Regions from separate parts of the Homo sapiens genome. Here region 1 is linked to region 2. Evidence: read pairs that join two places in POLR2A ChIA-PET (ENCODE). Cell type or tissue: PC-9. All regions are shown on one strand.

Region 1 (2,500 bases), 510 kb before region 2:
TCAAGCACTTCTCCCACCTCAGCCACCCGAGTAGCTGAGACTACAGGCGAGCATCAGCACACCCAGCTAATTTTTGTATTTTTGGTAGAGGTGGGGTTTCACCATGTTGCCCAGTCTGGTCTCGAACTCCTGGGCCCAACGGATTCGCCTGCCTCAGCCTCCCAAAGTACTGGGATTACAGGCGTGAGCCACCGTGCCCAGCTGATGGTACTTTCTTACAGCAGCCCTATCAAATTTACGTATCTCATCTCCTACATAAGAGAGAAACAAAGAAATCAAACAGGAACTATCTCAACTTTCTCTCTCCACATGTTCATTGACAGCAACAACCATCCTTAACTTCCTCTATTCTGATGGAAGTGGGCTACAGCTAATCCTTCCACAGGGTACTTTAGTCCCCATTCCCTCTGGCTTCTCCAGAGAAACCTTAGTTAATGAACACTTTTCCTCTCTAATGCCTTTTTAACTTCTGTCTATAATACATCTTGTTTCTTAAGCACTCCCAATTTTTTGACACTCTCCTCTCTTGGTTTCTTTATATCATATGCTCTTTTCTTCTAACCCTCCTCCTTCTTTGTTCGTTCCTCCCTTAAATGTTTCTGATCTTCATCCCTATGTTATTCTCACACTACAATATCATCCTTAAGAAATCCTTTCTCCCTGCCTCCACCAGCTTAAAATAACATATGTACAACAAAGACTCCAAATTCACTACTTCTCCAGTACTTTTTTACTTCTCCTTTGAGAATCAAAACTATGTATCCCACTTCTGGACATCTTCACTTATACTCCTCACATGCACCTCAAATACACCATGCCCCCAAACTGAACTCCGTATCAAGGTCTCCCCATTCCAAAACCAAACCTGCTGCTGCAGGGGAAAAAAAAAAAATCAAAAAAAGAACATGGTAGTGGACAACATCTATTCACATGAATAACATCAGCTGCTCAAGCCAGAGCCTGAGAGTCCTCCCAAAATCTTCATACTCCATATACACACATATTATCAAAACAATACAATTCCTGTTGCTTTGATTTCTAGGTACCTCTTAAATTGATCCTCTTCCTCCATTCCCACAATTATTACCTTGGTTTATGCCATCCTATCCTACCTGAATTAAAACAACTTTCTAACCTGACTGCCTGCCTCTAGCCTCAGAGTCCTGTATTAGTCCATTCTCAAGCTCTATGTAGAACTACCCATAAGACTGGGTAATTTATAAAAGAAAGAGGTTTAATTGACTCACAGTTCTGCAGGGCTGGGGAGGCCTCAAGAAGCTTACAATCATGGCAGAAGGGGAAGCAAACACATCCTTCTTCACATGGCGGCAGGAAGAAGTGCCAAGCAAAGGGGGAAGAGCCCCTTACAAAACCATCAGATCTAGGCTGGGCGCGGTGGCTAACGCCTGTAATCCCAACACTTTGGGAGGCCAAGGTCAGTGGATCACTTGAGGTCAGGAGTTCAAGACCAGCCTGGCCAACATGGTGAAACCCTATCTCTACTAAAAATACAAATATTACCCAGACGTGCTCACTTGAACCCAGGAGGCAAAGGTTTCAGTGACCCAAGATTATGCCACTGCACTCAAGCCTGGGTGACAGAGCAAGACTCTGTCTCAAAAAAGAAAAAATAAAATCGATCTCGTGAGCACTCACTATCAGAACAGCATGGGGTAACCGACCCCACGATTCAGCTACCACCAGGTCCCTCCACAACATGTAGGGATTATGGGAACTACAATTCAAGATGAGATTGCTGGGGACACAGCCAAACGGTAACAGTCCCCAGTCAGTGTTTTTCAAACTTAGAATTATGACCCAATAGTAGGTTGTGAAATCAGCTTGATAAGCTGCAACCAAGCTTGTTTTCTTGTTTGTTTTAAATGAAATAAAATCACTACATACCCTGAGCCAGAATCACCCAACACACTCTTCATGAAATCTGAGATGTTTGTTTTTCAAATCCAGTAAGTTCTGAAGTAATTGTAATGCAACAAGAGATAACAGTATTGTTTTCTGCAATGTTTCAGGTGTGCATATGCATGCACATGTGCATACTGGATCACAATATAAAATGTACTTCTTGGCCAGGCACAATAGCCTGTGCCTGTAATCCCAGCACTTTGGGAGACCAAGGAAGTAGGATTGCTTGAGTCCAGGAATTCAAGACCAGCCTGGACAACATAGCAAGATCCTATCTATAGGAGAATAGAGATAGGATCTCTAAAATAAACAGATAAATAGAACAGAAAATAAAATGTATAGCTTATTTTCACAGTGTATCACACTAAAGTAAACATAAGTAATGTTGAGAACTGTGAAGGAACTAGGATTTTATTTAACCCTACTTACAGGTTAATACATTAGCCTATGACCATTTCATGGATACTGACAGAATACATGAGTCTCCTGGGTCAAACACAAAGAACTTTTATTACTCACAGCGCAGCAAGCATGAACATGTTTGCACTGTCTCCCTGTTATCCCCAAGTCCCATAAG
Region 2 (2,500 bases):
AAAAACCCCTTTGAGGTAGGTACTATTATTGCCTTCCTTTCACAGATGAGGAAATTGAACTTCAGAGAGGTTAAGTAACTTGCCACATGGCTAGTAAGTTGTGGAGCCAGGAACTCAAGGTCTTTGGTTCCAGAATTTGTGTTCTTTCTTTCTTTTCTTTTTGAGACAGAGCCTTGCTCTGTCACCCAGGCTCAAGTGCAGTGGTGCGATCTCGACTCCACCTCCCAGGTTCAAGCGATTCTCTTGCCTCAGCCTCTCGAGTAGCTGGGATTACAGGCTCCCACCACCAAGCCTGGCTAATTTTTGTATTTTTAGTGGAGACGAGGTTTCACCATGTTGGCCAGGCTGGTCTCGAGCTCCTGACCTCAGGTGATCTGCCCGCCTTGGCCTTCCAAAGTGCTGGGATTACAGGTGTAAGCCACCACGCCCAGCCCAGAATTTGTGTTCTTAACCACTATTCTGATTCAATTCTAAACTCTTCTTATACATGGACCCTTTTTTGTTTCCTAGAAATCCCAAGTATTCACCACAACCAGTGATCAGACATAAATAAGAAAAAAAAGCATCTCTTCTCCTTCTCTGCCTCCCCACCATAACTAATGTTGACAGTGCAACAACCTTCCATGCCTTCCTCCTTGCTCTCATACTAATAGAATTTATTAGTCTTTTATTTAAAAAAAATAGGCTGGGCGTGGTGGCTCATGCCTGTAATCCCAGCACTTTGGGAGGCCGAGGCGGGCAGATCACGAGGTCAGTAGATCGAGACCATCCTGGCTAACACGGTGAAACCCCGCCTCTACTAAAAATACAAAAAATTAGCCAGGCGTGGTGGCGGGCACCTGTAGTCCCAGCTACTTGGGAGGCTGAGGCAGGAGAATGGCGTGAACCCGGGAGGTGGAGCTTGCAGTGAGCCAAGATCGCGCCACTGCACTCCAGCCTGGGGGACAGAGCGAGACTCCGTCTCAAAAAAAAAAAAAAAAACAAAAACGGACAATAACAAGTGTTGGCAAGAACATAGAGAAATTGGAACCCTCATACATGGCTGGTGAGAATGTAAAATGGTGTAGCCGATTTGGAAAAATCTGACAGTCCCTCAAAACATGGAGTTACTATTTGACCCAGCAGTTCTATTCCCAGGTATACACCCAACAGAAATGAAAGCCTCAGCGCAGCATTATTCCTAATAGCCAAAAAGCGGAAACAATGCAAATGTCCATCATCAACTATGAATGGAGAAGCAAAATGTGGTCTATCCACACAACAGAATATAACTTAGCAATAAAAAGAAATGGACTGGGCACAGTGGCTCACGCCTGTAATCCGCATGCTTTGGGAAACTGAGGTCAGAGGACTGCTTGAGGCCAGGAGTTAGGGATCAGCCTGGGCAACATAGGGAGACCGCGTCTATACAAAAATGTTTGAGGCCGTAGTGAGCTATTGTCAGAGGTGCTGGAGCAACTCCACCTTGAATAGAGGCTGGCTAAAATAAGGCTAAGACCTGCTGGACTGCATTCCCAGTAAGTTAAGCCATTCTTAATCACAGAATGAGATAGGAGGTATAAGATAGGAGGCATAAGATACAGGTCATAAAGACCTTGCTGATAAAACAGACTGCAGGAAAGAAGCCGGCTAAAACCCACCAAAACCAAGATGGTGATAAAAGTGACCTCTGGTTGTCCTCGCTGCTATGCTCCCGCCAGCACCATGACAGTTTACAAACATCACAGCGACATCAGGAAGTTAACCCTATATGGCCTAAAAATGAGAGGCACGAATAACCCACACCGTTTAGCATCTAATCAAGAAATAAGCATAAAATGGGCAACCAGCAGCCTTCAGGGCTGCTCTGCTTGTGGAATAGTCATTGTTTTACTCCTTTACTTTTTTAATAAATTTGCTTTCACTTTACTCTACAGATTTGCCCTCAATTCTTTGTTCTTTGTTGGCAAAATCCAAGAACGGTAGTGGAAGGTGGAAGGTGGAAGGTGGAAGGTGGAAGAAGGTGGAAGGTGGAAGGTGGAAGGTGGAAGGTCGAAGGTGGAAGGTGGAAGGCGGAAGGTGGAAGGAAGGCAGAAGGTGGAAGGCGGAAGGTGGAAGGTGAAAGGTCAAAGGTGGAAGAAGGTGGAAGGTGGAAGGTGGAAGAAGGTGGAAGGTGGAAGGTGGAAGGCGGAAGGTGGAAGGTGGAAGGAAGATCGAAGGTGGAAGGTGGAAAGTGGAAGGTGGAAGGTGGAAGAAGGTGGAAGGTGGAAGGTGGAAGGCAGAAGGTGGAAAGCGGAAGGCGGAAGGTAGAAGGTGGAATGTGGAAGGTGGAAGGTGGAAGGAAGGTGGAAGGCGGAAGGTGGAAGGCAGAAGGCGGAAGGTGGAAGGTGGAAGAAGGTGGAAGGCGGAAGGTGGAAGGAAGGCAGAAGGCGGAAGGCGGAAGGTGGAAGGTGGAAGGTCAAAGGTGGAAGAAGGTGGAAGGTGGAAGGTGGAAGGCGGAAGGTGGAAGGAAGATCGAAGG

What was found. ChIA-PET counts read pairs that join two places held together with the same protein. Peaks named below come from ENCODE experiments on the same cell type or tissue, not always from the same donor. Only the 100,000 strongest peaks of a DNase experiment are listed, where the experiment ranks them.
Region 1: POLR2A ChIA-PET joins it to region 2 with 12 read pairs; 2 of 35 experiments call an interaction of 5 or more read pairs at or near these places.

The regions. Positions count from the first base shown.
Region 1 is chr12:1,021,802-1,024,301 of GRCh38, reverse strand. The region is part of intron 1 of ERC1 (ELKS/RAB6-interacting/CAST family member 1); the gene reads right to left. Among named protein-coding and RNA genes, the nearest start is that of ERC1, 32 kb to the right of the region's middle. In PC-9, no CTCF peak of the experiment used is centred here; no DNase peak of the experiment used is centred here.
Region 2 is chr12:512,680-515,179 of GRCh38, reverse strand. All of the region lies in intron 1 of B4GALNT3 (beta-1,4-N-acetyl-galactosaminyltransferase 3), which reads right to left. Among named protein-coding and RNA genes, the nearest start is that of B4GALNT3, 54 kb to the right of the region's middle. In PC-9, no CTCF peak of the experiment used is centred here; a DNase peak (open chromatin) is centred at 1,499.